Linked DNA regions of Homo sapiens: region 2 is linked to region 1. Evidence: chromatin loops called from intact Hi-C (ENCODE). Cell type or tissue: endothelial cell of umbilical vein. All regions are shown on one strand. Links, peaks and the distances in the headings refer to the core of each region. The heading gives the core; the rest is flanking DNA. Region 1 holds the start of SLC6A15 (solute carrier family 6 member 15). Region 2 holds the start of ALX1 (ALX homeobox 1).

Region 1 (16,673 bases), core at 3,844-11,843:
GCAAGAAAAAGAAAATACAGTCAGCCCTTAGTGTCCAAGGGACATTGTTGAAGGACCTCCCACAAATACCAAAATTCTCAGATGCTCAAGTCCCACATTCATCTGTGGGTCCTGCATCCCACAAGTACTATATTCACATCTGCATTTGGTTGAATCTGTGGATGCACAACCTAAGGACACAGAAGCCTAACTGTATAAGTCACATAAATCAAGAAACAAGAAAAGTCAAGTTACAAATTTATGTATAAGTCACATAAATCAAGAAAGAAGAACAGCCAAGTTACAAAAGATTTCCATCACATAAGGATTCCCTGTGTTGGCCTTTTTTAACTACAACCACTGTGCTCCAGTCCCCAGGCTCTCCTTAACTCCTGGCAACCTCTAATCTGTTCTCCATACTTATTTTTTGGTCATTTCAAGAATGTTATATGAATGTAATAATACAGTATTCAATTTTTTTGCAGATATTTTGATTGTCTATATTATAAATTCTAATGAATCTACAAAAATACCTTCTAGAGTAATAGTCCAAAAAAGTCACAGAATACACGGTAAACATACACAAATCATTTACAGTTCCATATGTTACCAATAAACAAGTGAACACAGAAATTAAAAATGCAATAGCATTTACAATCATTAAACTGACATAATTACACGAAAATGTAACAAAACCTGGATGGTACATTTTTGCTGAAAACTACAAAGTGCTGATAAAGTAAATGAAAGAAGATCTAAATGTATGGGAAGACATGCCATGTTCATGGATTAGAAAACTCAACATAAGAAAGATGTCAAATTTCCCTAAATTGATATATGGTTAAATGAATTCCTATCAAAATATCAGTGACATTTTTCTACAAAGAAGATTATTTCAAAATTTATATGAACAGGCAAAAAATTAGAGGAGCTACAACAATTTTAAACAGAAGAATGAAGTGGGAGGAATGATTCTATCGAATTTTGTGACTTATTATATAGCTACAGTAATGAAGTCTATGTGAGGTTGGTGAAAGGATAGACAAAAATGAATGTAACAGAAGAGGCTACCCAGAAAGAAGTGCACACAATATGCCTAACTAATTTTTGATAAAAGTACCAAAGCAATTTCAATGGAGAAAAAAATAGCTCTTTCAACAAATTGTTCGGGAAATAATTGGACATCCCTAGGCAAAAGTATAACCCTGAACCTAAATCTCATATCTTATACAAAAATTAATTCAAAATGAATTACAAACTTAAGTGGAAAATATAAAACTTTAAGAAACAAGTCATCAGATTAAATCTTTGAGATCTAGGGTTAACCAAAGAGCTCTTAGACATGACAAAAGCAGGATTCAGAAACACAAAAATTGATAAACTAGGCCCCAAAATTTGAAACTTTTGCTATGAGAAAGAATCTATTAAGAGGATGGAAAAAAAAAAGCTTAAAAATGGGAGAATATATTTGAAGGTCACAAATGACTGGTGTTTAGGATATATAAAGAACTCTTAAAACTCGACCGTTGCCAGGCGCGGTGGCTCACGCCTGTAATCCCAGCACTTTGGGAGGCCCAGACGGGTGGATCATGAGGTCAGGAGATTGAGACCATCCTGGCTAACACGGTGAAACCCTGTCTATACTAAAAATACAAAAATTAGCCGGGCGTGGTGGCGGGTACCTGTAGTCCAAGCTACTTGGGAGGCTGAGGCAGGAGAATGGTGTGAACCAGGGAGGCAGAGCTTGCAGTGAGCTGAGATCGCGCCACTGAACTCCAGCCTGGGCCACAGAGGGAGACTCCGTCTCGAAAAAAAACAAAAAACAAAAAAAAACTCGACCATTATAAATAAAATAAGAAAACAGGTAGAGATATTTCAATGAATATTATATATGAATGACAAAGAAGCACAAGAACTGAGGCTCGATATTATTAGCCATTAGGTAAATGCAAATATAAAATACTATGAGATGTTGCTATATTCCTATCAGAATGGCCAAAATATAGTGACAACCAAATTCTGGCAAGGATGCAGAGAAAATGGATCATTTATTCATTACTGGTGAGAATGTAAAATTGTACAAACACTCTGGAAAAGTTCGACTGTTCATTTAAAAACTAAACACACTGCTACCACATAACCGAGCAAGTGTTCTCATTTATCCCAGATAAATGAAAATTTATGTTCCAGAAAAGCCTATGCAGGAATGTCCATAGCAGTTTTATTTACATTAACCCTAAACTAGAAATAATCCAGATGTCATTCAATGGGTAAATAGTTATAAATTCTGGCACATCCATACCATTAACTACTATTTAGCAAAAACTACCAATATACATGACTTAGATGAATCTACAGAAAATTATGCTGAGTGAAAAAACATCAATTCAAATACATTGAATACTGTATGATTACATTTATATAATATTCTTGCAATGACCAAAAAATAAATATGGAGAACAGAGTAGAGATTGCCAGGAGTTAAGGAGAGCCTGGGGACTGGAGTGAAGTGGTTGTGGTTATAAAAGGCCAACACAGTTAATCCTTATGTAATGGAACTCTTTTGTAACTTAACTGTATCAATGTCAATATTCTGATTAGGAAGGTTTAATATAGTTATTACAAAATGTTATATTTGCAGGAAATTTGTCAAGAGCTCACAAGAACTCTCTGTGTTATTTCTTACCAACTACATGGGACTCAACACCCATCTCAAAATTAAGACTTTTTTTAATACCCTAAAATTATGCCTTTTTTGCTAGTATAATTAAATAACTTTATTGAATCAAGTACTAAATATGCTTCTCCAATATAATTTTATTTCTAAAACTCTTGAAAGAGGAAGCTTTCTTGTAAATTCAGAAACAACAACAAAAATCAGGGGGTCGTCAAAATACTCATTGACTTTTGTACCTTACTAATTCCATGGCATGTGATGAATGAATAAAACTCTACCAAAGGTGTTTATTTGCCTCTGTCTTTACTTTAAAATATTTTATATATTTATATTTTGAATACAAAATACTGTAATAAGATATTAAAGGGCAAAGAGTAAAGAAACATATATATATATATATATATATATATCTTCCTACCCTTTCTCCCTAGAATATACTGTACCATCTGTACCTCCCAATAAGTAACCAAAATCTTCAATAAATATTTTCTGTATATTCAAGCATATATATATGTGTGTATACACACTTAAACACTCTATATATATTCAAGCTAATATGTGTTTTCTCCCCACCAGCCCCCAATCTGCTTCTTTTTACACAACTATTACTATGTGCATAATTCTACCTCTTAGTTTTTCACTCTAATAAATTCTTCAAAACTCTTGATCTCAATGTAATAGCTTCATTTAAAAAACTACTGTATGATATTCCTTGGTATGGTATACCATATATTTAGATCATCACTGATAATTTGCTACTACAATGTTCCAACAAATTATTTTGTATATCTTGCATCTCCATATCTGTAGAATAAATTCCTAGAACTGGAACAGCTTGATCAAAAGGTATGAGCTTTTATAATTTTGATAAATATTACCAAATAGCCCTTGATAAAAATTGTGTCCATTTGCACTACCACCAGCAATGCATGAGAGTGCCCGCTTTCTTCTACTGTCTTCTGTATAACAAATAATCTCTTTGATCTTTGCCAATCTGATAGGTGAAAAAGTTCCCAAAGTATGCATTCTATTTAAAAATAAAAGTCAATTCATCTTATGTGAAAAGATACCTTAGCACATTAATCACAAGGAAATAAAGTGACCTTCAAGGCTGAACACAACTTACAGCTCTGCCCTGTGTCAAGTGATACTCTGCATTTGAAATTGCCCTATATCCCAGTTTATTTTTAGGGCTTGTTGTTCACAGAAAAAGAGATGATCATTACTGGTCAAAGTTAATATTTAAGCAGATAAATACATCAAAAATTGTTTAGTAAAGACAGCCAGAAGAGTGGTATGATAAGCAAAGTAGAAATAAATCTAATGATTCCTGCTATGTAACCTTGAATGTTGTTCATGCATCCAACTATGCCTGTAGATTTTTATTAATACTATCTGCTGAGAAACCATTTCAAAATCTACTCTGCACAGCTGCATAAGAATATACTAATATATCCTATCATGCATATGTATGTAGTAATAAAGAATTAACATACTCTTCCACAAGGTGAGAGGTCCATTGAGAAGTGAAAGAAAAGTTTTTAGGAGCTTTTGATAGCCACCAAGCTCTCTTTTGGGTCTGCTATTCTAAGTCAATGATTCAATTTCCTAGATGATATAATCCCAGAGTTAAAAAGAATGCAAATATCTTACCTATTCATATACAAATTATATTTTATGACAAGAGAAGCATATTTACAATTTCAACTATGATCACTGGGTAAGGTAGTAACTATGAATACGGACTTTAGAGTTTAGTAACTATTCTGACTTATTTTAAATGTTTCAGTAGGTGACAAGGAAGGCATCTCATCTGATTATTGGCATCTCTCATAACTGTTATCCAGTTTTAAGATTCTGCATTATTTCATATTTATTCAGTGATAGAGTACTGATCTCCTAGAAACATATAAAAATAACTTTCTTAATTCGATTAAAATACTACATCTCGAGTTAACTATATTAGAATTATAAAATAATTTTTCAATCAACTATATAATGTGCAATCAGAAAAAAGAAAAGCTTATCAACAGTAAAAGATTATCTTTCTTTAAAAATCCTATTAATTCCTGTCATCCTAAAAAAAAACACAAACTGAAAGCTTTATTTAGAGAAAAATGGTTAATAAATTCCATTTTAAATTTGTTGGGATATGTTTTACCACAACAAATACACATGGATCATTGATGATTCCATAGAAAAGGCAACAACACATAAAAATAAAATCGCCTGATTTTGATGGTCAAATATCTTGAATTTAATATGAGAGAAAAAAATACATACTGTTTGTTAGTCCAAACTGCACCATGTTGTAAGCTCCCTGCTATTTTGCAGACCTTGGTGAAAGCGAAACATTTCACAGGGGTTCGAGCTGTGAGAAACATCCCGTCTAACCAACTGACCACGAGTTGGACAAAGGCCTAACTAAAGAGACATCCCTATCATATCTTGCTGGACAAAGGTCCAAGGAACACCCTGAACAACAGAACGACATCGCGCCGGAACAAGAGCCAGAACCGCCTCTTCATGGAAGCATCTTATTAATATCCCGCGGAGCAGCAAGCCATACTGCTCAGACCCCTTCTGCCCGTACCTATAAATGGCCCCAGCCTGTAAGCGGCAGCGGGCTCCGGCATTAGGCTGGTCCTCCACTTCTGTAGGATTTATGCTGGACAGAAAGCCTGAATTTGCTGTTGAGCCGCCCTCTTTCCGTGTGTGTGTGTGTGTGTGTGTGTGTCTTTAACCCTCGCCTTCCCTTCAAAACCTAACACTGTTCAAAGAAGATTTAGTCCATCATTAAGTATTTATTAAGAACGTACAAGTCAAGCCCAGTACTGGGCGCCTAAGACATAAATAGGTCTGTGTTTCAGCAATGATCTTGCAGAAATGAGGTTGGGTGGGTGAGGGGCTTGTTGGGGCTGTGTCTGCACATAATAATTCCTCAAAACAAACACTTTGTTGCTGGCACAGCAGAAAAGCAATCAGGCATTGACAGGTAGAAAATAGCTTTTACAGCATGGGCGATGAGGAGCCCCAAAGCAGCATATAAAGCAAATCCTTCATTTCTCCCATACGTCTTAAGTAGTGAACCGCAAGGATGGTGCAGACTAAGATTGGGTCTACCTATAAGATCTGGAGGGGAAAACGGCAAGACCAGAAGAAACCGTCGCAGACTTATTTGCATAAGCACCCAAACACTGCTTACGTCACTGCGCCGGAGTCCGGACCCCGCCCCGTCTTACTCCAGCCTTTCCCAGCTAGGGAGGAGGATGGAAAGGGAAAGCGGGACGCTGGAGAGCGCGAGCCTGGGGGCTTTGCTTCCTAAAACGCACATCAAAGGCTGCTTCTCAGCTCAGGAAAAATAATTCCCGTTCCCGCAGCCTGTGCCACTGGGTGGGTCATGCCTGTTCCCGAACGCCTCGGGCGTCTTGATTCATTCTTATGTATCCAGTTGGTGCGCTACGTTAGAGTGCAAGGATTTCCCTGTACTCAATACCGTCTTCTTCCCAGTCACACACAGACCAGCCTAGTGAAAGAAAGGTAGAAACGATCTGGGTTTCTAACTGCTTCCCATCTTCTTACAGTCCCAGCAGCACCACCCTCACCGCCACACTCTCAAATTCCAGGATGCGCAGAAACACAGGAGCCGTGATTTCTCCAGCAGCCACGTGCCTTTCGTACGGCGAAAGGCCCCCTTTCGGGCCATTTATCACAGGATACCTCAAGCAAAGGGGAACTGTGGTCACGTGAAAACACTCTGTCCTCGGTAGTCGCCTTCTGCCTTTGCTAAAGCGAACGGAAGCGAATGAGGAATAAAGCTCTCTGCTCTCCCCGCCCCATCGCCCACCTGCACGAGGTTTAGCTTCCAATTCACCTCGCGTCTCTCTCTGCCCCAACCCTCCCAACTTTCCTCTTGGACTTTCCCGTGTTGGACCCCACCCTTCAACCAACCCCGACTTGGCTTGGAAACGAGTAGGTCTCTGGGGATGCTGTGGGCAATTTCCACGACGGGAAGAAAGGATGGCGGCACGTTTCAACCCATGTGCTTCCCCTTACATGTGCAGCCTGTCGCCCCCCACCCTGATTGTACAGAGATGCAGAGTTAGACGGTTGCCCGCCCAGCCCAGCTTCTCCCTCCCAGGGCTTTTGAGCTGCCCTCCCTCCTCCCACCCCAGGACGCAGCGAGTCCTTCCCGGCATCCATCCATCAATTCGTTCCCGGTGCTGGTGCCCAGGCTCCTGGGTGGCTAATGGCGAGCCCCACCTCACCCCCAGTTGTGCCCTTAGCGTAGGCGCTTGCCATTACCGTCAGTGTGTCTTGACCAAGCGCCTCTTGCTGCTTCCACGTCCGGGCAGCAGCAGCAGCAGTCGCGAAAGGGTAGGGTCCAGGTGGCTGTGACGGAGGCCGAAGAGGAGCTGTTGGCAGAGAAGCAGCTTCTTGCCTAGGTTGGGACCCGGAGCTGGGTTTTGGGGGTCGCCGCCCTGCAGGCTGGCAAGGAGAGACTCGTGAGCGCCTGTGTGTCTGCCAGGGAAACAGCACGGGATACAGGCGCGCGGGTGCGGGTGCGCGTGTACATGCGTATGTGTGTGTGCGCGCGCGCGTGTGTGTATGTGTGAGGGTGTGACGGAGGCGCCCACGTGCTCGGCCCGCCCGTGTTACGGCCGCCTACCGGCTGCAGAGGAGAAGGGTAGGCTGTGGGCGGCGGCGGGGCGCGGAGGGGTAGCCAGGAGCGCAGGCTGGGCTCCGCACCTCCCTGCCCCAAAACCCATTGATGCAGCGGCCACTGCGGCTGCCGAGCGGCGTCTTCCCAGAGCCCGGGGCTGTGCCCGCCCGATGCAGGATGCAACTGAGGAAGCCCGCTCCAAAGCAAAACAAAACAAATTCCTCCAGCCATGCCGTCTTTCTCCAACCCACTCAAGCGAAAGAATGGACACCAGTTACCAGCCGCTGACTTTTGTCTCAGTGAGAATAATAATAGGCATGGTGCTACCTGGCACCATCTGAATATTCTCCAAGAGTCAGTAATGGGACTAGAAAAAATGGGTGACCCAAAGAACCCTTTTCCCTACCTATTCCCCCAAGCCGGCCATTTACATCTCTTGCGAAAGAAAAAGCCTCTGGGCATTGGCTTCTCCGTCAGGCGGTGGCCTCATAGCGCTCAGTGATTCTCGCCAGGTTATGAAAGGCCGTTTTAGAAAGCTGGCCCTCACCCACCCTGTGTTGGTGCCTCAGCAGCAGACTTTTTTCCAAGGGGTCTCATTACAAGATGAAGCCTGACTTACCTCTGCTAACAATCAAGGCATGCTCGTAATTAAGCCACGTGGAGAATTCCTAAAATATACACCTCTGAACACAAAGCTTAGCCTCCTTTTGAAAATGGCTGAACCGTCCCCTAAACAGTGCGTATGCTCTAAGGATGAAATTTTCCGTCCTTGAAACGTTCAAAATTTGAAAGAAATACAAAATGAACCTAGAAGCTAGGTAGAAAGGTTCAGTAATTTAGCAAAGTTAATTTTTCACTTCCAGATTATTAATATTACTCTTAAAAACTACTTTTGTGCACTTTTAGGCCTTTTAACAATCCCTTAGATTTTTACGGTTCGTATCCAATTAAGATTGAATTAAATTAAAAAGGCCATTGCAAACAGGTTTTTCATGCAGTGAAAAATCTCTTGGAAAGAAATCACAAGACCTAAATTTCAGGTCAGAACATTGCTACTAATCCTTAGCTTTTAAAACAGCCAAGAGAGTTTTTTCTCAGCCTCTCTTCCAATCCCAACTTTGAAAAATTAAAAGTTAAGAAATTAAATTAGATTTGATTCCCTGATACGCCTCCCCTGCCATGAGTAAATAAATGCTCTTTGATAGATGCGCCACGTGAAAAAATAAAAACAGTCAAAATAAACCTTTTATAGGACTTTTTTTGCTTTTTACTTCACATTTTGGTGACAGGCAAATATTTAATGTTGATATATAAAGAAACTGAAATACAGTACCAACATTATCAATAACAACTGAGAAAATTTTAGGAAAATAAGGAGAGCTGTGTCCACCATGATCAGGATTAGGATTATCTGTGGGAAACAAAGTTATCCATATGCTGGCAGAAATCGTTTACGGTAGTACCAAGAAGTACGAAAATTATTTCTCTCCCACGCTTTTTCACTAGTGTCTGATACCTAATTCCAATACATATGCATAGGTCACAAAATATTTGTAGAGCGATGCCCTCCATAATGACTGATACTAATTTATGTCTCAATGCCAATGAAGAGAAGTAGGAGAAAGCAACTATTGTTTTAAGCTTCCCACTAAGTACCTGGGGCTTAATAATATCTTATTTAATCCTCTCAACTAATTAATGAGGTGATTTTTCCTAATTTAGAGATTAGAGAGAGGTGATACTCAAAAAAAATTGCAAAAAGTCAGAAAACTTGTTCAATGACAGAATGGAGAAATAAATTCAGATATGCTGGCCTCAAACTTCATGTGCTTTTATACTATCCTGTAACCCTTTAACAAATTATCTATTTTAACAGGAGGAAAGGGTGGAATCTCAACACAAGTGGTAGGCAACTTTGAAAACAATAAATAGATGAAGAATGGAGAGACCTCAAAAGGAGAGTCTGGGAACCCTAGCCAAAGGTAAAATGTATTCATTTTTAAAATTTAACAACAATGAGTCTTCAAAGATTTAAAATTCAATTGCTAATATATTTTAGGGTAATGATTACAGAGTTCTTTCTCTGTCACCATAGGGCAAAATGGCCAACATGGGATTGGTGTGGGAGGAAGAGGCAGCACACAGAAAGGAAAAAAACAGAACTTGGAAGAATTAACTACAAGTTAAGGGAGACTAGTGCTTCCAGCCACACTGTATTTAATAATATTAACAAGGATTGATTAATGTTAACTATGTGTCTTTGCAATGTACAGAATAATTTCTATATTTTATGAATATATACTTCTTAATTCTTACACCAAGCCTGTGATGTAGGTCTAGTTTTTACAAAACATTGCCAGAAAAGAAACTGAAGCTTTGATTGTCCAAGGTCATACCGTCAAAAGGCATCTGTTAGATATTGTAAAAATAAAAACCTGCCCTATCTAAATCACTTTCTGAAATTGATACCTACTTTTAAGCAATTAATGTTACACTTATTATTTTTAAAATTTGATAAAAGATCACATGAAGGAAAAGAGTATTCTCTTTGACTAGAGGAGAGAAGGAATCTGACTCACCAAGCCTTTCTACCTTATTTCTTAAACCAAATCCTTTAGAATAACAATATTATGTAAAAACTTCCAAAGATGTAGCACTAGAGTTCAGAAAAATAATTCAAACATTTACTAAAAGATGATTTTAAAACTACAATACTAAAGAAAAACATTGAAATCAATTCACATCCTAAGATTACATTAATTCATTTGCTTATATTGCTATATGGGCAGTAGAGTATATTGTGAGGATTTTTTTTTTGCATTTTAATAAAACTTTTTATTCTAACGTCCTCCATGCCAAATGTCATTTGATATATGGTCTCCAAATTTTTATGAAAACAAAGTCTGCACAAGCCCAAAATATCCACTGAATATTCTGTTCTATTCATACTACTGATGAAGAACTGAGAGGTAGATGCAAGGAAAGTAGGTTCTCTGATTTCTCAGTGGGTAGAGGATGGGTTAACTGAATTGGCAAATGTCAAAGTAATCAAATCAATTTTTTAACTAATTGACTAAGATAGTAAAGCAATCAAGACAATGTAGGAAATGATTGAATTTTACTGTTTCTGCACTTTGAAGATAAAGCCTAAATGGCCCTGGCGAGTAAAAATACCAACACAAGCTGTCATTTTTTTGACAGAGAAATGCACCCCCTACCTCTGTAAACTGATTATAACCACTAAGTTTTTAAGTTGCCCTTTTATTATAATGTTTAATATAATAGCAAACTATGTCTCTAAAACATTTTATGTGTGTCAGGTACTATGCTCAGCATTAGTCTATATAGCTACTTAAATATCCGAAACCAAAATATTTAATGGTATTTGTTTTGTATAAAGTATATGAGGTGCCTTTTATTTGCTGCACAATCTCATTGGTATATACAGATTCTATAGGCTCCATGATTTTTATACGTACTTCTAAAATATAATTTGAATACAAAAGTGATACTTGCTCATTGAATACATTTCAATCTATGAACTTGTACATGGTGAAAAGACCCCTGTGTTTATGTTCCCCTGACTTTGAGGAGGGTCCCAGGAAAGAGGGTAGAGTTAGATTTTAAATAGAGTGGTCAGGGTAGGTCTCATTGAGATTTTACTGGTGCAAGGACACGAAGGATTTGCAGGAGTTAGCCTTGTAGATATAAGGAGATAGGAGTAAGTTCCAGGTAGAGGTCAGTGAAAAGGGTCTTTTCAGTCAGTTTAAAAAGATTGTAGGATCAGTGAATAGACCCTAAAAAAAGAATTTAACTGATATGTTTGAGGAAGAGAAAGAAGACCCAGATATTGCAAATATGTCTTACTCCGTAGAGACAAGCTTATGGTTTTTACAATTTAATTTATTTTATAAAATTCATATTCATAGATTTTCTGTTATTGAACCATGCTTGCATCCCTGGAATAAATCCTACTTGATTATGAGATACTATTCTTCTTTATATAAATTGATGGACCCAATTTTTTCATATTTTTATAGAGTTTTTCATCTATACACATAAATGTATTTGATAAGTGATTTATATTCTCCTTATAAGGTTATTCTAGCACTGTAAAATGAGATCCAAAGCTTACACTTCTAGTCTCTCAAATACCCTTTTATGATATAGACATTGTTTCTTACTCACCTGAGAAATCAAGGAAAGTAGGAAAGTGGTAAGATAAAGATTTCTTATTTATGCTTTTTTTTTTTTCTTTTGAGACAGGGCCTGGCTCTGTCATCCAGACTGGAATGCAGTGTTGGAGTCACAGCTCACTGCAGCCTCAACCTCTCAGGCTCAAGTGAACCTCCCACCCCAGCTTCCCAGGTAGCCGAGACTACAGGTGCATGCCACCATGCCCAGTTAATTTTTTCATGTTTATTTATTATTATTTATTATTATTATTTTTTGAGACAGAGTCTCGTTCTGTCACCCAGGCTAGAGTGCAGTGACGCGATCTCGGCTCACTGTAACCTTCGCCTCCCGGGTTCATGCAGTTCTCCTGCCTCAGCCTCCCGAGTAGCTGGGATTACACATCACCATGCCTGACTAATTTTTTTGTATTTTCAGTAGAGACGGGGTTTCACTATATTGCCCAGACTGGTCTCAAACTCCTGACCTCATGATCTGCCTGCCTCGGCCTCCCAAAGTGCTGGGATTACAGGTGTGAGCCACCGCACCCGGCCTAATATTTATTTTTCTAGAGACAGGGTCTCACCATGTTGCCCAGGTTGGTCTTCAACTCCTGTGCTCAAGCAATCCTTCCATCTTGGCCTCTAAATATACCAAGATTACAGTTGTGAACCACAGTACCCAGCAATATGTTTTATTATTTATTGAGTTTTTCTATTGGTCTATTCAAGTTAACTAGTTCTTCTCGAGTAAATGAGTAAATGTTGGCAATTCATTTCTTTTAAAGTGTTCATTTCACCTAATTTTTAAAAGTGCTTCAATAATTTTTGTACTATTTTCTTTTGAATTTTAAATCCTAGATTACATTTATAGATATATGAACTTCTCCATAGGTTTTGTTTCAACCTTTTCTTCATATCTCTTTCAATCTGTTAAATGCTAAACATTATCTATGAGTCTTTTCAAAGAAACAACTATTGATATTATTGGTGTTATAATTTTTTATTTTCTGTAAATTTCTTTTCTTGTGTTATTTATATATTTCTCCTACTTTCTTTGAGTTCAGTCTTTTCCTAGGTTTTGAATTTGAACAAATATAGTACATTTTAATTTCTACATTGCTTCAAGGTTATAATTTATTTTATAAGCATAGCTTTAGCTGCAACCTAAACATTTTGGTTATATAATACTTTAAGTGTTCATTTAAAATAATTTCAGGAGCCTCTCTGAACCTATTCTGGCTTGAAGAGGCCGCCCTAAAAATAATAACCATAATTTCAATTCTTATTTGCTTAATTTATGAGCATATTTTAAACTTTTTTACTGTTTATTACTTATAGTTACATTTAAGTCATAAAACTTAATATTTGTGATATCAATTCTGTTGGATTTGTTGAGACATTCTTTGTGGCCTAGTACTTGTTCACTTTCATTTACATTATCTATGTTGTTTTCCAGAGTATGTATGTTTTATTTGTTAAATCCAGCTTATTAATTGTGGATTTCAAATCTTCAAATATGCGGCATAGACCTTTAAGACACATATGATTGCATAATCCTATTCCAACTGGATTTAGTTTTTTATTTGTTTGTTTGTTTTGAAAAGGATTTTTGCTCTTGTTGCCCAGGCTGGAGTGCAATGGCGCGATTTCAGCTCACTGCAACCTTCGCCCCCCGGTTTCAAGCAATTCTCCTGTCTCAGCCTCCTGAGTAGCTGGGATTATGGGCATATGCCACCACACCCGGCTAATTTTGTATTTTCAGTAGAGAAAGGGTTTCACCATGTGGGTCAGGCTGGTTTCGAACTCCTGATCTCAGGTGATCCTCCCGCCTCAGGCTCCCAAAGTGCTGGGATTACAGGCATGAGCCACCATGCCTGGCCTAGATTTAGTTTTTTTAAAAAAATTTTAGATTAAAAAAAAATGTGGGATGTTGGTTTGTTTTCTTTCTTTTTCTTTTTCCTCCTCCTCCTCCTCTTCCTCCTTCTTTGTCTTCCCCTTCCCTTCCTTCTCCATCTACTTCTCCTTCTTCTCCTTCTCCTTATTCTCCTTCTCCTCCTTCTTTGACTTCTATACCTCCCAGGGAAGACTTTGGCTATGTTGGGTCACTTTCCTACACCTGAGCCAACCAAGGTGGCTTCAGAAATGAAGTTCGTTTTTCCATATGATCAGAGTGGCATAAACTTCTCCCAATGAAAGAAAGCACTATTAACAGAAAAACAGCAAAAGGGAAAAAAAATTTTAAACACTCAAAAACATGAACAAATAAAATATCTCCTACACTTCATGTATGAAAATACATTCTACAGGGAGTATAGCTACCTTGGATACTAGGAACTGAAGAGTTTGAGTCATTGAGAAAAAGTTTGATGGTCTAGCATATAATTAAATGGTGATGTTTGGGCCTGGCTTTCTCAGCTGTTGGTGGAATCGTGAGTCATGAGAACTCAAATGAATGAAGAGCATCATCCCTGAGTAATGGTGAACTCTGGCCACCCCCCAGTGTTATTTCTGTATCTCATCCTTCCCCCCTCCCCACCACAAGCAATATAATAGGGGTGGACTAGTCTAATAATTTGGTCACTAGTCTAATAATTTGGAAGTTGGCTTTAGACCTAGAGAATTTGGAATTCTCTAGGTGTACAGGGATTTGGCATGCGTAATTTTATGCGGGTAGTAAATATTTACTCCCCCACCTCCCAAATCTGAATTTGACATATGCTAGAACCTCAGTAGGTAAATGCCCTTGGATTATCAGACCACATTCAGCAGTACAGTAGTCTCCCTTTATCCTGGGAGAATATGTTCTAAGACTTTCCATGGATGCTTGAAATCACGAACAGTACCAAACTGGATTGCCAAACAGTTGGAACATGTTTCTTTTAAGGTCTTTTATCCACAAATTTGATGCCTTTTCCATCTTATCTAAGCACTTATTATGCACTGTGGCTGTAACTTTTGCAGTTTGAAGTGCTATGGCAAAACCAGCACAAGTCTATTTTTTTTCACAATGACACAGATAGAAGAATTATTCTTAATGTAAATCTTAGCAACCTCAGCATACGATTGTTTCTTCTTTTCGTATTGAGAGCTTTCATATTTTTATTTTTATTTTTTAATTACTGAGACAGAATCTCATTCTGTTGCCCAGGCTGGAGTGCCTTGGTTCAATTATAGCTCACTGTAGCCTCAAACTCCTGGGCTCAAGCAATTATTCTGCCTCCGTCTCCTGAATAGCTAGCTGGGACTACAGGCCTGCATCACTACTCACAGCCTCACATTTTACTTAAAGAAAGCACTTTACTCCTTTCCTCTGGCATATCCAAATTGCTAGCGTCACTACTCTTGCACTTTGGGGCCATTATGAAGTCAAATAAGGGTGAATTGAACACAAGCATTGCCATCTCATGATATTCTATCTGATAACCAAGGCTGATACTAAGTGACTAATGGGCAGGTAGTGTCTACAGCATGAAGAATCTGGACAAAGGAATGATTCATGTCCTAGGCAGGATGGTGTGGTACAGAACAAGATTTCATCACACTACTCAGAAGGGAGTGCAATTTAAAACTGATAAAACTGTGGGTAAGGGGAGCCACTGTAGCTGCAACTCTTATTTCTATAAATTAACTTAATTTCTAACTCTGAACTCACATACAATTTATCTGCAAAGAAAAAAAAAAGTATACCTCATTCATTCTTAGGGCCTCCTTGCAATCTCCAAGCATCCTCTGTGCCCCCACCTCACTCCTATATTTTTATATCAAGGATTTTGGGACTTCCTATAGGTCCCAGGCAAAAGAGTTGGTATCATCTGATTATTGGGTTATGTATCTGCAGAGATAATCACTAAGATGTCCACTGTCTTTGCTCATATTATTCCTTCAGGTTCTATGGGGTACCACTCTTCCCATTCCAAGTTTGGGACACAAGACTCTGCTAAGGCAGAGTCTAAGTCTATGCTTAGAATTCCCCCCAACCTACAGTTAAACCTTGCTGATTCCCTGTTGCCTCTTTAGCTTAACAGATGCTAATACTAAGCCAGAAGCTATTAGGGTTTATTAATTGCAAGGCAGTTTGCTTGCTATCAAATAAATACCCATGTATACTTCTTCACAGACCCACATATGCTACCATGTGGCCCTCCCTACTCAACCTCAGTATATCTTTACTGAAAAACACATGCCAAAGAACAACACCCAGAGAGCTGGAAACACTGGAAAAGATTTCGTGATGCCCCCAACTTTACTTTATAGGGAAGGTACGTAAGTAAAATCTCATTATAACATCCTCCACAGGGAATTGTCCAATAATTACAATGACAACATTGTAAATTAATAAAATGGTTATGTTAGTCTCTGTTGCATGAGGAACACAAAAATAAACAAAGGCAAAGTTACTCACTGTTAGAGAATAAGAAATAAAGGAGGGAAGCTTGTCGTAGTGAAAAAGGGGCTATGTCATTCATGGGCTTCAAAGTAAGGGGCAGAAGCGGTTTAAATCAAGATCAAATATCTACATTTGGGTTTCAAATATTGCATTTGTAGCTCCTATAGCTTGAGTTTAGTCCCCCAACTAATACTTCGGTGACATTTCTTAGACTCAGTTTTACCACTGCTATGTAGTCTCTTTCCTAACACTAGAGAGATTGTCAGAATCTCATTTACTACTGGCAGGAAAGCCTTTTAATGTAAGCAGATTCTGGAACCACTTTCAGACTCCTTTCCTTAAAGTCACTTCCCGTAGAACCATTCTTGTATGAACATTTTTATTAGTCCTGGTTTGGTCAGCAAAGCAGAGCCACCATAAATGTTACAGGAATAAGATATTTAACATAGGAAATAGGACTTCAAAAATTTGGCAGGAATTAATGTAGGAGAGTAAAATTCTAGAATGCTACAGCCAGAGAATCAAATATTTACCAACAACTTTAGTTTCAAGCAATGTAGCAAGCTGGTTGTATGACCTCCTGAAAATTGTGGCTTCTATTTCTGTCTTCCAAAATACATGCCAATGTATCTTATTGTCAAGCTCTAAAAACCTACAGGGAAGATGATTCTTTGAAATGCACTGCCCACTACACTAGAAGAAAGTAACGGTAGCAAGAAATTGACAACAGCCAATCCAGTAAAGTATTTCCATCTATAACAGAAATTTTTTTCTCATGAGTGTGTGTTTGTG
Region 2 (16,673 bases), core at 5,076-13,075, 370 kb after region 1:
TTTGAAAGAGACTTGCATGACAGGTTTAACCCTGTAACACACGTTGTTCAGTGCAACTGAATGTGAAATTTTGAGAATCAGCCACTTTAGTTATAGGGAATTTTCAATGTTAGAAAGTTAGTCTTTTACATGAAAAAAAAAATTCTAACTCAAGTCAATCCACTTAGTTCCACCACTGGGGCAAAACTGAACAAATTTAATCACTCTTTCTTATGTCTTAGCTAAAATTCACTAAGTCTTTCTTACAACCATGCTTTAATATGATGTGGTTTACAAATCCTTTTTGCCTCAGCCACAGTACACAAAATAGCTTCATATTATTATTCTTTCTCTATAAAAATAGTTTCCAGAGCTCTTCTTAATTCTCTAGATTTCTTCGTATTTCAGTGTATTTTGAAGATCTGGTCTTCCTTGATGTGTGACTGCTTCATTTCTGTTAATGTAATATAAGCTAATTTTTTAAGCTTCCTTAGCAACTAAGTCATGCTGTAGACTCAAAAATATCCTCAGAGCTTTATTGTTTGAACCCCATAAGCTTTGTTTTTCTTCTCTATATTTTTTAACTTTAATTTGCAATTTTGGGTTTGCATCCATTAATTTAATCCTATCATGCTACCTTTGCCCAAAATATCTGCATCCCAATTGTTGTGGTATTCTAAAGATTTAGATGGCCAACCTAGGAATGCATAATTTGTAAAACACAGTAAGTACAAAATATATATATTTAAGTTTTTGGTGAAAATATTGGATAAAGGTACACCTTTAATGGATGATACCTGAAGAAATTTTTTAAAGTGATTTACAGGATTCCATGGTGTTCACCTCTAGAACTAAATAGTTGCATGACGTACCATAGAGACACTTTTATATCCTATATGGTTTGCCTCAACTGTGATCCAGTAGTTAGAGATGCCCAAAGAAGCTAATATACCTTAAATGAAACAGTACATATAGATCTACTTTATTTCATAAAAGCAAAAATTAGTAAAGTTTCTTTAGTTTATTTGCCAATATTTATGTTTCTTTTTAAGTTTTAAGCTAAATATTCAAAGTTTTATTAACCTAAAAAAGAATGCAAGATTAAAGGGCATTTCTACTCAAAACAGAGTAATTGGTTATTTAGATTTTGCTTAATTCAACTCAATTCAATTATTAAGCAATTCCTAATGTGGCAAAAGAGTGGCTGTGTACCTCTCCCCAAAAATAGCATATATGAATCAAATACAGTGTAAAATAAAAAATTTCAAGAATATTAATCAGAAATGAACCCAAAACAAGTCCTTTTTAAATACTTAGTTTATAGTAATTTTAATATTGCAAAAAGTGTTTGAAACCTCACAAAGAAATGGAAATAAATGTATTCTTTAAAGCCTTTTTTTTTTCTTTTGGTAACTTAAAAATACTTGTTTAGTGGAATGGCAGGAAACATTTTAATTGCTTATTATATTTGAACTGTATTAATAAATTGTGCGTTCATGAAGTTTTGTGAACTGAGAGAGCAAGTGTGAAGGTAAGAAAGTGTTTAATTTTTTTAGGATTTTATAACGAGGGTCCATTTGGGGGCATCTGATGTTGGAAACTGAAAGATGATGTAATCCCATGAGGTCTCTGAGGCTTTTCAACAGAGGTCTTCGGATGCCCAGGGCGCCACCCTGCTAGAGGTAATGCATCAACTTTGTTTAATAAAAAGGACATAAAATATCCAGTAAAGGTTAAGAATTTTTTACTGTGTGGAACAAGATCTTAAGAAGAGACATTACCGTGGCCTGGCATTGAAAATATTGGCAGTCAGGCTGAAACCTGGCTTTTTTTTTTTTTTTTTAAATCGGGGGAGTGGATCATTACTTGTTGAGGACAGGTAGTTAAAAGTGAGGTATGAGCTACTTTCGGGCGCTCCCCCCACCCCCAATTTGTCCCCCCAAGTTTGTGTGTGTGTGCAGGCGTGCTCTTTTTACTGTCAGAGAGTTACATGTCTCTTGACTAAAGTCGAAATCTGCCGCATTTTGTGATATGGATTAATTCTGATTGCCAACATGTGAAACAAAAAGGGCACTGTCCTTACCAAGGGACGGCTAGATGATCCATCTGCCAACATCAATATTTGGAGGGAAAGCTTAAAATATGCTGTTTTTCCAAGGGTTAAACTTTAAAGGGGTGAAAACACAACTGATGAAATGTTAGCATCAAATCGGTTAACCACTAACTCCTTTCCATATTCGTCGTCGAGGCTCTTTTAAGTTTCCATGAGAAGCGAAACTTCATTCTCTTTGCTCAGAATAGAGACTCCTCCACCTATGCGCGTTTAACCACAGAGTTGTTCTTGATTGTAAGGGACTTCGCCCACTTGGTTGAAGTGGAGAGCCGGTCCTCATTCCAGACGTCCCGCACGGCAGTCGCTCATGGCTCCCTCCAGGCCGGGAGCCAGGAAGGTGGTCCTTCACCGAGGTGCGCACCAAGCGGCGGTCCACCCAGGCAATGGGGTGCACCAATTTGCCTCCAAAAATTTGCTGCGCACACAACCTGTTCACAGTTCCTGATCAGAAAGGGCTAACGAGATGTCTGTCTACAGCTGTCTCTGGGCGAGGGCGCAGGCTTTGGGAAGTGGTTCAGCGCGATCGGGGACACCGCTTGCAGCCCTTGGTCCTGCACCCCTAGGAGGGGTGTCCCACAAGCTCGGCTTCCCTTTTGCGAGCCACAGAGAGCTTTTTGTTCCGAAACTCTCATTACGACAGATAGTATTTAAAACTCATCAAAATTCGCTTCAGAAATCTGTGTTGCTCGGGATAGGCAAGACAGGTTGGGAGGAAAAAAGGAGTGAATATTAATCTTTACCTTTCTCTAAAGTTCTTTGATGATTTTCGAAATAAAGGGGCTGGCGCTCTCTCCTCCCTCTTTTTTTCTCTCTGAATAATCCTTGATGTAATAAATGTGTTTGTGTTTTTCCTCTTTCTGTTGAACTTATAAAACACCATGACAGAGGATAAGCTAGATTTCGAGACGTTTTCATGGCCACAATGAGATGCATTCTAAGCTCAACACCTTGGGGTCCAAACCCTAGCCTCTTGTCCTGATATAAAAGGTATCAATGGGCACGGAAGGGGCACAGTAGGTGGAGAACTTACGGGAGGCCAATCTACTTCACTCCTTCGACTCTCTTTGATTTTGTATATTGGCTATACTCTGGTCGGGTTTGATTAATGACCACGGACTTCACATTTACGTTGCATAATTCCAGTCCAAAGGAGAAATATCCATGATTTTGTCTCAGTTATCTTTACTGAGATTTTTCTTTAAGGAAGTCTTTCCCTGAAATGGGAAAGCTCAAGGAGTGAATACGCACGCACATCTTTTTGAAAATAAGCAGCCCTGTCTTTCAGACATACCTAGTAACTCAGCAGGAAAAAAATGTATTTAAATATATCGAGTAGAAGTTTAACAATTCACTTATCAAACAAAATAGTGGAAAAACGTTTTAGAGACATGATTAATAGTTTAATAGTGAAATACCAGTCTATGAATTGAATACAGTTTAACTTACTTATGCACTTCTATATGTGTCATAGAGGAAGTCTAGCGTTAACGGTCTTTATTATGTTCAGAACTTCCTGGAAAAATGACGACAGCCATAGAAAGAAATAAAGGTGACTAGATTATTGCAGATAAATTATTTTTAAAGTTTGGAATAAAATACATTTTATAGTAAAAGCAAACAATGTCTATTGTAATGTGCACACATATGCTAGATAAATCAAGATATTTGCACCAAGGTCAAGGAGTCATACTGTATTTTTACATTTAAATTGGATCCTTTAGGAGAACAGAAGTTTATTTCTCTCTCTTTTAAGAAAACACAACTGTGTGAAAAACTATTATTGAAACACATTGGTATTCAGAAACAAGTATCACTTTTTGAAAAAACAGAAGTTTATGAAACACCAAAACATTTAATAATATTATTACAATAAGTGTAAAAATTTAATTCATCATACTGGACAGCTTTGCAGCAGCATACTTTAAAGACTTACAACATTGATTAACATCTGTGTAATTTTTTTTAAAGGCAGAAACTTCAAAAATCTCACAAAGTTACACTTTTGTCTGTAGGTGTGTTTTCTGGAGTAGATGATGGTGGATTGGGCATATATTTTAAAGAAAAGCCTAAATATTTCTTTGTGTGTCCAAATATTTTTATTTTGATGAAAACCTCTTGAGCTGCTTTGATGCAAAATATATTTCAGTATCTGTTATGTCTGCAGAGCTGTGGGAAGGCTGAAGATGAAGGCAGGGAGGGAAAACAGCAGCAGAGCACACAAAAACACGAGGCCACCTGGCATCTTGCCATGCTACATGACATTCAATTATTTTAGTACTTTTTCATGAAAGTTTCTCTCCACCAGCTCCTCCCCTCTTCAGACCATTGCTCTTCTACATTTGGCATAGTTCGCCTGATTCAGCACACATTTTTTTCCTTGCTCTACTTACAATAAGCCTCAAACTCTCACTGCAAAAAGGAAGTGCTAAGACTAAAATCCTAGCAATCCTATCTTGACATTCCCACTATTAGTATGTAAGTGTGACATTTCTCTCAATAAGTCGAAATCAGAAGAAACTAGAGTGGTCTATACATTTATTCTACCACTGCTTTAATGCTGCATATGTAAATATTTTTTTCATTTCCCAAAACATATTTTCAAAGGGATGACTGGCTTTAAAAGCAGCTTTTAGTCTGTGAGGTTTTTTTTTTCTTTTTTAGTAAAATGAGTCAAGATGCCTTAACCTGCGAATCCTTTATCTGAATTTTACTTTCTAATAAAGCACTACTTTGGGGGTGGGGGAGGGTCAAATACTCATTTCAATGGACTTTCTAATAATTTTAACTTCTTTGATTATTTTAATTCTAGGCTCTAAATGGGAACTAAAAAAAAAATACTTTAAAAATATCCCAAATCACTGTTTGGGAGAGCTGCCACCTAACAACAACAACAAACTGGTCGCAGGAATAATATTAGATGTCACTTCAAATGGTAGCATCAGTCATCTTTATCTTCACAAAATAGCTTCCCCCTCTCTGTTAGGATCCCATGGTGCCAGAGGAATGATCAAGTTTGCTCCAACACATCTCAATTACTAGAGGAGAAAGTTTTTCAGAGAGGCTGAGACTTGAATCTGTAATAGCCTTGTTAACCCTCATTATTCCTCCTGATCCCCGCCCTACACCTCACCCACAGGCACTGCTCCTCATCCCCATCAAGAAGATGTGAAGAAGCATCAATACGCAGTGAAGATCCAAAAGTGCTGAAATCCTAGGATGTCCTAAATTCTGTTAGGTTTTAAAAGAAATCAATGACTCCCCACCTCTGTTGCTCTCCTACCTCCTCTCTCACCCCACCACTTCCTGCAAGTGTTAGTGCCCATCGAGAAAGTTCAGATCTGAAGGAAGTAAATCAGAAAAGGATGCACAGCAGCTTATTCTAGTTAGATATCTTGACTGACATAAAAGAAGGAAAGCTGAATCCTGGGTTTATATCCTGAATATGGAAAAAGATGAACAATACTCTCAAAGGCAAAATAAGTGGGTAAAGAAGAAAACTGATGCCTGGGGTTGATGGGCTGAGGCCCCAGGAGATAAAACCCCAACTAGAACCTGACCTAATAAACTGGATCATATATATATACATATATATATACATATATATATGTATATATATATGTATATGTATGTGTGTGTATATATATATATGTATATGGCGAGCTGATTACCCCTCAGAACACACTTGCCCCTGAGGCCTGGGCCAAGCTGACTTGCTGGAATTGAGGAGGACTTTTAAAAGCTGTGGTGGTAGGAGCCAAGCTGGATCTGGACGGCTGAAAGCATTTATCAAAGTACTGTGGCCAATTTCCAAGAAGGCTATCCTAAAAGCATTGGTGGAAAAAGCCCAGGTAGATCTCAGGGAAAGTGAGACCATCTCCAATGTAATTTCTTCTCCCTTCTTGTGACTTTTAGAAATTATTGAATTATTATTGTTTTGATTAGTATTATTTTCAATGTATTATTAATGCCCCTATCTCTAGAGCTGTGTCATAACCATAAACTCCATCTCAACCTCTCAAAATTCATGTAATGCAGCTGTTGGCAACCAAATACCCAGCTTCTTGCCAAAAACTGCAGATTAAACATTCGTTATGGGAGTTTGCCATTAGCTGTTTCCTCTGTTATGGGCACATGTGGTTACATGTCACAAAACACACGGGATTCTGTGTAGTATATTTGAGTTTCCAGGGAGCTCCAGGGATATTATGTTGGTTTGGTGACACCTTACACCCCACCCCTTCAACCATTACCATCAAAAGTGAGTTTTGGTAATGGGGCAGAAACGGGTTTACTAGACAGCTCTTGTCCTTGGCTACGCTGTACTTTTCTCTATGAGTTGGACCTTTATTGGCATACAAGTATCCTAGAACTTGTATCACATGTCTTTCATTTAAAAGACACGTAATGTTTTTCCGGAAATTTAGGGCTTTTAAGACATATATTTATAAACAAGCTGACAGAGCTCTACAAGATAACTTGGTTGATAACTAGTTTGTATATTTCCTCAAGTCAGCAATAGGTGTTGTTGTTGCTGCTGTGAATTTTTGTAAAACATATTAAACGACCATTTTCTTATCTTTCCCGTGTTTAGTAGAGAAAGTCAGACTTTCAGGATACCTGAAAATAAGAAGGTACCGAAGGGGATAGGAAAGAATCGAAAATGGCTAACCCAACAGGAGTGAGTGAATAACGCAACACTCAACGTTTCCACAAGGCTGCCCGGGGGCCCGCTGGAAAGTGTCCAAAGAACGCAGAGCTGAGGCTACTGCTCACGCAAGGTCGGGATGCTACAGGACACTTTAAGAAGAGCGTTTCAATGGCTTCTTCCGACACCTCACTCTCTCCCCCTGGGCCTGACCTCAGAATGCCAGGTTGTCTGGTTTGGAGTTCCTGCGGCCCGACGCAGCCTGGCTTCCTGCTGAAGCTCAGTCCCTAGTGCTTTTCTTTGACCTTGCTCCCCTGAAATTTAACAATCTGCAGTTGGTTCTTGCAGCACTGCTCTGGAGAGAGTAATAATAATACAGCAGAAGCTAGTTAGTCCCAGGAATAGTGTCCACTTGCCTGAATCTGAGTGCGCGCTCAAGGCCACACTGAGCGCTGCGCCATGTGAACTAAGCTTGTGCGCCTCCTTGGGAGAACAGTCTGGGTTGGACTTTGGCCGGGCGAGCAAGGCTGCTGCTGCCAGCTGATCTGCTCGGGATCCGCCGGTCGGATCTGGGTGCTTAAGGCCGACCCTGCCTTTCGCGCAACGCTAAGGAGCAGCTCCGGGGTGCACAGCCCTCCCTGATTGTTACTCTCTGGCTGAGGCCTGGTCAGGTCTCGAAGAAGGTCTCACCAAAGAGGCGTGGGTCAGCTAAGACCCCCGCAGAAGGTGGAAACTCTCAAACCCATCAGCATGCCCACCACAGCTGGGCTTGGCCTCACCATCCTCAGAGTCCGGGCTGCTCGGCCTGCCCGAGGCCTCACCATAATTGCCAGACTTGTCTGGGGAAACGCGACGGCCGCTGTGAGTGCCAGTGTTGACAAAGGCTGTGTCAGGACGTCTAAGCAGAGGCCTACCTGGACCAAAACCTGTCTGGCTTATTTTCACCAAATTTGCTAGCTTAGGGTGCCTGACGCAAATGCGATTTTGTGCCCAGGGCACCGAACGCATTTCCCCCAAGCGCCGCGGGCTCCTAGGAAGCCAAGAGTCGTGCCAAAAGTCACACAGAAGGGCTTTCAACCTAGCAGTGCTGTCCTGCCTGCCCTACCATCCCCTCTGGTGGAAATGGAGGCCTTGGACCTGTCCGCGCCCAGGACGCCGCGCCGCGAGTGCCCGCAGCTCCGCGCGCTCACCACTCACTCCCAGAGCGCTTTTCGGAGTAACTCCACAGCAACTCTTTAAAATTAAAAGTAATTTCTGTAAAAATATGCAGACATTCCTCTTCTTCATAAACCCCTATTTGTAACAATCCTCACTTTGGCATTAGAGTAAAAGCCTTTCAAAGGCACTGATCCTAACGGGTTTTCTTAAAATAATTTGGGTCTAATGATAAAATCGTGGACCAAAGGGAAGGGTGGCGAAGAGGGTGTAGGGAATTGGTTGGCATTAGTATAATGGCTTCATTGCCTCTTGCTCGGCTTCTCTCTCCCACCCATCGCCACCGCGTCCACACTCCGCCGCATTCCAGAGAAAAAGAAAAGGCCACGGCCTCGTAAAGCTCCCAGCTGGCCCGGACCCCGAGCTCCTCCCGGTTAGAAGCCGAAGCGGCCCCTCTACTACGGCGGCTGCGATTAACAGTTGCCAATGCATCTGGTTCCTTGGGCTTCGGATTAATGTGAATCTTCCACGTAAACGATTTACGGATGAAATAAAAGCCTTTTAGAGCAATATTTCCTTTCAAGTTCTTAAGACGCCTCTAAATCTTTCTGGTAGTGAGTGGCCGGCATGGGGGCGGGGTGGGGACGGGTGGCTCAGGAAGGCGCAGGCAGTAGGGAGTGGAGGTTTAACTGCTTTGCGATCTCACCAAGATCTTCCGAAATGCCAGTCCACTGTCACGGCGGCAATGAATCTGGGTGTCAGGGGCTCGTCTCTCCTGGCATTTGTCTGAAATGGAGCTGTCTGTCTGTCTATCCTAGGCCTGGACGCCCTCTGCCCGGGTAAGTGGGGAAAATGGGGGTGGGGTAGGGGCGGAGGGGGACCTGGGGTGGAGTTAGTCGCCCGCCTATTTTCATATTCATTAGAACTGGGAGGCTGCCCGAGGAGGCCAGCTGAGTTTCAAGATATAAAAGCAACTTCGGGTGCTCCTTTTCCAGCCGGGACGTATTAAAGGGACCGGAGCGGGGCAGTTCCCGACGCCGCAGCGCTCGCTTTCCCTTCCCTCCTCTCTGGCCCTCCCTCCTCCCACCCACTGGCTCCCTCCCCCAGCGCTCTCCAGTTTCTGTGCCCCAGGAGCTACGCGACAGTCTTCCAGGATTATGGAGTTTCTGAGCGAGAAGTTTGCCCTCAAGAGCCCTCCGAGTAAAAACAGTGACTTTTACATGGGCGCAGGAGGTCCTCTGGAGCACGTTATGGAGACGCTGGACAATGAGTCCTTTTACAGCAAAGCGTCTGCAGGCAAATGCGTGCAGGCCTTCGGACCCCTGCCCCGCGCCGAGCATCACGTGCGCTTGGAGAGGACCTCGCCCTGTCAGGACAGCAGCGGTGAGTCGCTAGCGCCCCAGCCGGAGCCGCCGCAGCCCTTCCGCAATCGAAAATGCAGGATCGGTCTGATCAGGCAGGGAGGGAGAAAGGAGAAAAGTGGGAGCGAGGGACCTGGAAGGTGGAGGAAGGTAGTGGAAGGTGCTCGCTTTATGAAGCGGTGTTACTGCTGCTGCAGCCTTTGGGGGCGGAGGGCGGAGGGAGGGAGAGATCCAGCACCGGGTTGCCTCTGAGCGATTCTCCTTTCGCTGTAGGGTCTGGTCGCCTACGGATCCCTGAGTCCTTCTGTAATATTGGTTCCTGGAGTAAACTGATAGGGCGCTAAATAGAGCGTAATTGAGTCAAGACAGAACGCTTCCTCTGCGAGCCCGCCTTGCAGTCCGGGCGGTAGGAACTGAAATCGATCACAGCTCGTTAGAGTACGTCACTGTCGTCACGAGTAGGGAAAAAAAAACCGGAAAACAAAAACAAAAAACAAAAAACCCTTTGAGCTCCTTTAGGTAAAGATAAATCTTTTTAATTTTCCAAGACGTGGCGATATATTTTCAAAGTTTGAGGATCCCTAGATTTCTAGCGTGTGTGAATTTGTAATTTCTGCTTTTTTTTGCGTTTGCAATACAACACGCGTTGAATGTTTGTTAAACACTAAAGCACACTAAATAGCTTCGGGCAAACCATCCCCGGCCTAATCACTCATTCCCAGATTCTACGTTTTGTATTTTTATGACTTCACATTAAAAGTCACCTAAGGAGTCTTTGGAATGCTTCTGGGTGAAATCTTCAACTTTGAATGCCCAAGTATCTCCAAGTCAAAATGTTATCAAAACAAACCATCTATCTTTTCTATCTTGTAACCTAATACTAACCTATTATTTCAGATCGCGACAGCTAAAGCACGTTTACAATTCCAAGAGAACTTCTCCTTATCATTGTATATATTCCACAGTTAAGCTATAAGGGGCGGGTTGCTTTAAAATAACAAACGAATTAAGTGTGAAATATTTACAACAAGCCCCCTGCCCCCTATTTTATAGAAATTCAAAATCTGACAAAACACTGGCCTGTAGAAGCTCATTTTCTAAATATTTTGAACACAAGTTTTTTTCTTTTATTAATCTCATATTTAACTAATTTTATTTAACGTTGCAAGTAACTTTTGACTAAGGGTAAATCAAAAATAAAGGTGCAAATGATAGAGAAAATAATCAGCTAAGTCGTTTCAGTCATTTATTTAGAAAGATTCGAGCGTATACTTTTTGTTATTCTTACACTGAGTTGTTGGTTTTCTGGCTGCGTTTCAGACCTGGTATCTGTATTTGTGGAATTCTTAGGTGCATGCCTAACGTTATTTGAATTGACAGGTCTTTCTTTAATGATTCTGCAATGTCTTGTATTGACTCTGGATGGACTTGATCATAATATTTTATTTTGAATAGTCGAGAATCCAAAATAAGAGACATAATTGATGCGTTATCAACTTTTAAACAAATATCACACTATTAAGATGAATTATAACAAAGAAGTGTTAAGGAAGATGAACATAGGCAGTCATCCGCTTAATTTAGGAGAGATCCTGTCTTTCTCTTGAGATGCCCTTAGCCTCTCTGATGCTTCCCCTCCCCCATCCCTAATTGCTGCAGTTCCCCCTTTAATTTTGCCCAAGGAGATAGAACCGTTTGTTAATCAGTCATGGCTCTTCTTTATATTTGGTTTAACATCACATCTTCGTTTGCATGAAAACCGTTAATTTAAAAAATTTGTTATATATATATATAGACAAATTATAGTTGTATATATTTATGGGGTACAAAGTAATGTTAAGTTTTTTTAATGCAATGTGGAATGATTAAATTACGTTAATTGGCCATCACCTCAAATATTTGACATTTTTTATTATGAGAACATTTTTGAGAGTTACTCCGTTAGTGACATTGAAATGCACAGTACTCAATTATTAGCTATTGAAGTTATATGCGCATTAAACTTGAATATATTTGTATAATGATGAAAAGAGTTGTAAAAATACATTATGGGGGTAATTTTAAAAAAAGAAACAAATGAAAAAAGTATGATCATCTATTGGAAATTATTATTCTGGCTGGTTTGACTTTACTTTTTAAAAAGTGCTTCCCATTTCACTATGTGCATCCATTGCATTTGTGGGTGTTTGGCATTATATGATATATCTTTGTTTTATATCACACTGCAAGCATGCAATCAAATCTGAAGAAAATTACTGAAATTAAACATCCCTTAACAGAATGCCAGATGTCATGCTCTGTAATGTTTTAATAGCTGTTTTAATTTCTGTGTTTCAGCAGAGAAAATAGAAAAGTTTTCAATCCCAAAACTTATCTAACTAGCTAAGCAGAAATATGAAATGTTTTAAAAAGAACTGCGTAAGTTTTTAGGTAAAAAAAAAAAATGCTGCTTAAATCTAATTTCCGATAGAAAGCGTATTCAAAATTTGGCATGAAATTTATTTTGTCAATTTAGTAGATTATTTTTGAAGAAAAAGTGTAAATGCAGACATGGATATAAAGTTGAAATATTCAAAATTTAGTGGAAATAATGTCACATCTGAAATCTATCATCAGTACGTTTTACGTGGAGGAGGATAATAACTTTCAGATATTAGTACAGAGGTATTATTTAAGATTAAAATATATTTTCTGAGCCACATTAGTAGCTTGGTTTTATCTGCTGTGAATAAAACACATGACATTAAATTTGCTTCAGTTTTCAAAAATCATGGACACTTAAAGTTTCTTTCATGAAACACCCAGATCATCTTTTAATTCGAGTACATGAATTTAAGTAAAAAACATGTGCATAAACTTATAAATCCTGTAAAATAGAACTGCGGATTTTGGCAGATCATAGCAGTTGCATGAACACATTTTAAAATGGTATTTAAACCTGTCCTACAATGAATTAAGTATAGAAATGTGGTAATTGAATTAATACTAGCACAATAAATTATTAATAGGCCAATTTCTTGATACTCTCAATTACTTCTACTTATTGATTTAATTGAGATGAGTTTCACAATCCTGAGAACTGTTGTTTTTCCTCCTCTGGGTACAGTGAACTATGGGATCACTAAAGTAGAAGGACAGCCCCTTCACACCGAACTGAATAGAGCTATGGACAACTGTAACAGTCTCCGAATGTCTCCCGTGAAAGGGATGCAAGAGAAGGGAGAGCTGGATGAACTTGGGGATAAATGTGATAGCAATGTATCCAGCAGTAAGAAACGGAGGCACCGAACCACCTTCACCAGTTTGCAGCTAGAGGAGCTGGAGAAAGTCTTTCAGAAAACTCATTACCCGGATGTGTATGTCAGAGAACAGCTTGCTCTGAGGACAGAGCTCACTGAGGCCAGGGTCCAGGTAGGAGCCAAAAAGAGGCCTTGATGGATGGGATAGGAAAATAAATGGTGTTAGAATAATTGAATAAGTGCATTTTGCCACAAAGAAACAAACTGATTCCCTAGCTGAAGATGAGAAACGGAGTAATATATATGAATATATGTCTACTAAAATTATTTTTTAATTGCAAAAATTTTGACAACTCACGCAATATGTAAAACAAAAGAACACAAGTTATTACAGAGACATAAAAATTAACAATCATTCAAACATAACAATATGATAATATATCTCTGATTTTCAAAAGCAGTTTTTAAAGGATGAAAAGCAGAATCATGACTATTTAGTAATTGGTATATTTATTTGTTTTTTTTTTTTCGGTTTTATTAGCCACTAAGGTTCTTTTTTAGATTATATATCAGGTATTTGTAAATTATTTGTATAATAGCCCATACATCTAGAAATTTCTAGATTTGGAGGCATAATAAAAAAAAAAACAATCCCACAAATTCCCAATTGTTATGTATACCATGGAATGTTTTCACTATGGATAATTAAAAACAAGATCAAATAGTGCTCATTTACAATTTTATAGTCCTAGTAGTTGTCAACATGTAAATATTCCATTATAATGGTTAAAGTCTAGATAAATCATATGAATTTTGCATAGGCAATAAAAATAATGGCTTTAAAGTAAATTTTTGTGTATACTCAATTATGTTTATAAGATATATTCTAGTTATTAAATTGGATGATCCAATATGCTTAATTTTTAAAAATAATTTGAGAAAGAAAAATCATACCAGGTAAAATTTTACCTCTTAGGAGTACTTTATTTTGACTACATTTGATATTCTTAAACTATATTTTACTAGTTTCCAAGTAGTAAGAGTTTAAAATGCAACAATAATTCAGGATAATGGCCTTGGTCTTTGTGTGTGTTCTGACTCCTCTACAAAAGTATTGATTTTTGCAATTCCCATAAACTGCTAAAATGGGGGAATGAATAAAATAGTGAAAATTTTTGTTCTAAATCGAGTAACGGTATTTCTTCTTAAAATTGTAAGGCTCTTACATCATTAGAGACAACATCTGGTGGCACACGGATAACAAGCAGCAGATTTTTACTTGAGTTTGTGGAAGCAAATGGTTACTTTATCTTGGTTCAGGAAGTAAATATGTAGAAAGTTCATGCTAACAAAGAATTTTAGAATTGTCGAGTATTAACACCCGCTGTGTAAGTTTGAGATTTTTGTCTTTGTCTATATTTAAATTAGTTATACTTGTAACCATAAACAAATATGTTTGCACACAGAGTGACCAACTGTACATAATGCATCTTTTCCCCTTAACATTCACCAAGTCTTGATTAATTTTTGTCTGAGAACATGCACAGAGAGCCAACTTGAACTTAATTTACTCAGGTCGTTCTCTTTCCTGCTTTGCACATAAGAGTGGTAACTATTACTCATTTTAAGGAAATTGTCAAGTTCTTTTTGTCAATGGAAAAAAAAATAAAACCCAAAAACGTATTACTAAATTCCCTTAGTGTGTTCCTGGGGCTCATCTGCGGAGACAGCAAGAAAATTTGATTTGTTTTTTGTTGTTGTTGATGTCTTGAGCCTTGGCATAATGGATAATATGCATTTATCAGCAGTGTACTAAAACTATAATGAACATGTAGCTCTCTGGCTCATTTCAATTGCTGAAAACTCTGCAAAGTGCCATCTTAAATTTGTAATGTGTACTAAAAAATTAAACTGAGTATTAATATGTTGCCATAATGGTGAAGGTAAAGATATACAAGATTAGAATTGAGTATGAAAAAGAGTGAAAATTTCAAGTAAACTTCAACAAAAGGCTTTTACAACTTGCATTTTTTATATTTGATTTCTAGCCTTTTTCCTAAATATTTTATATTCTGAACATAATTGTGTGAAGAAGACTAGATTCCCAAAAGCTACTCCTATAATGTTCATTTAAAAACATCCAAGTATATATATTGAATATAATCTTCTGCATCTCCCTTTAATATTAAAGTGAAGATATTGGAATATTACAGGTATGAATTAATGAATATCCAACCTGCTGAGGAAGATGGTTCTTATAATAAATACTTCTAATAGGTAATTAGAGAAATTGTGGAAGATAGCTTAGTGACCTTAGCTGCCACAGTAACTGATAGACTTTCTTGACACTTGGTTCTATCTGCCCTATTTCTTATATTATTTCCATTACCTGTGCTTTAAATTAGAGAAATTACGTAAAGATATCCGAGCATTTTCATAAGGGAAAATAAGTTGCATAATGTATGTAATAAGCACATTCACGTATTTTAAAACCATAGTTCAACTTTAGATGATTCCTTTTTACCTATAATTCTTGTCATGCTTATTATAATATGTAATCTCATTTTTTCCTATTTCTAGATAATCATGATGTTCCTGCTGCTGCCATATATTTAGGTGTAATCTTTATGTTTAAAATTTTAAAAGATTATGTAGGTATGAGCACAACTGAGAAGAGCTTTCACTTTTGTGATATATTTTAAAGATAAGTTTTAATAGACTCAGATATTAATTTGCTTATAGATTGACTGAGTTTACGTTACGGCATATACATCTTCCAGACTTGCAGCATTCTCTTAAAGGAGACTTATCCATGACAATGTGGAGATATATGGAGTATTCAGGATCATATAATCTAATTGCTTTTTGTTTTCCATAAATGAGAAAACAGAGGCTCAGACGTATCAGATGTATTTCCCGAAAGTCTCCTGCCTCTTTCTATTAAATTATTTTGTCTCATGGGAAAATCACTTACCACATCAAGATACAAGAAAAAGTAAAATCTGTGGATCCTTTTCTAACATAAATACATTTCTTTTTACGTAATTTTTTTAACCTGGTTTACCTTTCTTGTTTGATGTCTTTTAACATCACATTTGCTTTATCAAATATTCCTTAGCTAAAATTCTAATTTTTATTAAATAATTAGGTTTGGTTTCAAAATCGAAGGGCCAAATGGAGAAAAAGGGAACGTTATGGCCAAATACAACAAGCGAAAAGCCATTTTGCTGCCACCTATGATATATCAGTTTTGCCAAGGACTGACAGCTACCCACAGGTATGCTAAACTACACAGAATACTGATCAAGAAAAGGATATTTGGTTTGTATATTCTTAAAATGGTTAGCATAGGCTTTATTATATGTAAGATAATAGCCAAGAATGAAAATCTAAGCTTCAGAAAACATTCTTCATGTCTGCTAAGTTTTAATTTTTCTGAATTATTTTCTTGTTGTTTTCTTACAGAGTCATTCATTTAAAAATATTTCAGGGTATTTTTTTCTTTTGAATTTTGTTGTATATTGCCACCAATGAAATAGCATCATTTAATGATACAGGTATTTTAATTATCCTACATTCTAATTACTCAGACTCTCTTCCTTTTGTTAACTTTTAAAAATACTGTAAATAGAGTGTTGCTTAGCATGCAATCTCTGTGGATATTGTTTTATGAACTATACTAAAACCTGATGTCAAATGTGGCCTATTAAGCCCTTAACTCCATTTAAAAATGTGTCTCTTTTTCTATGTTTTTTTTTTTTCAGTTTTCAAATTGCTTATTCTCTAAAGGTCCACATTTGGTCCTGTTTGACTTAAAACAGAGATAGAATTAGTATCAGACATAATTTTAAAAGTTAATCACAGATGAGTAACAGCTTCCCTTTATAATGGGTGCTCTTTTACTTCATTACAAAAAGTGTTAGAAATTCTTTTTCTTCTCATTTTTCTTTTTCAATATAAGACTATATATTTCTTTTTCATATTTTGTAATGAATGTAAATGTTTGTCTTTCTAATTTATTTTGTGTCACTTTTTCCTAATACTTAATAATGATATTCAGAACTGTATTTGATACATGATGAAAAAAAACCTACGTTATAAGCAACGAGCTATGCATTATTTTGTTATTTATTATTTAATGATATGCATTATAAGAGACCCATGTGAAAACACATATGAAA

Evidence for each region. A loop is a pair of places that touch in the nucleus more often than their neighbours do. Peaks named below come from ENCODE experiments on the same cell type or tissue, not always from the same donor. Only the 100,000 strongest peaks of a DNase experiment are listed, where the experiment ranks them.
Region 2: a loop joins it to region 1, with 1.9 times the contacts of the local background. A loop is called at or near these places in 2 of 110 quality-filtered maps.

Annotation. Positions count from the first base shown.
Region 1 is chr12:84,905,562-84,922,234 of GRCh38, forward strand. It overlaps SLC6A15 (solute carrier family 6 member 15), which reads right to left and starts at 7,238. Exons shown (of 12, transcript NM_182767.6): 1 at 6,962-7,238. LOC102724680 (a long non-coding RNA gene) reads left to right here and starts at 7,276. Exons shown (of 4, transcript XR_945154.3): 1 at 7,276-7,343; 2 at 9,196-9,301. RefSeq lists enhancers at 5,808-6,356, 6,905-7,452, 7,453-7,999. In endothelial cell of umbilical vein, for the core only: a CTCF peak has its summit at 7,320; a DNase peak (open chromatin) is centred at 5,820; H3K4me3 peaks cover 2,098 bases; H3K27me3 peaks cover 1,851 bases.
Region 2 is chr12:85,271,213-85,287,885 of GRCh38, forward strand. ALX1 (ALX homeobox 1) reads left to right here and starts at 9,008. Exons shown (of 4, transcript NM_006982.3): 1 at 9,008-9,275; 2 at 12,360-12,664; 3 at 15,641-15,769. The coding sequence starts at 9,050. It also overlaps a transcript of LRRIQ1 not described here. RefSeq lists a silencer at 9,099-9,393. In endothelial cell of umbilical vein, for the core only: no CTCF peak of the experiment used is centred there; DNase peaks (open chromatin) are centred at 9,039, 9,329, 9,559, 9,899 and 1 weaker place; H3K4me3 peaks cover 2,720 bases; H3K27ac peaks cover 1,855 bases; H3K27me3 peaks cover 1,975 bases.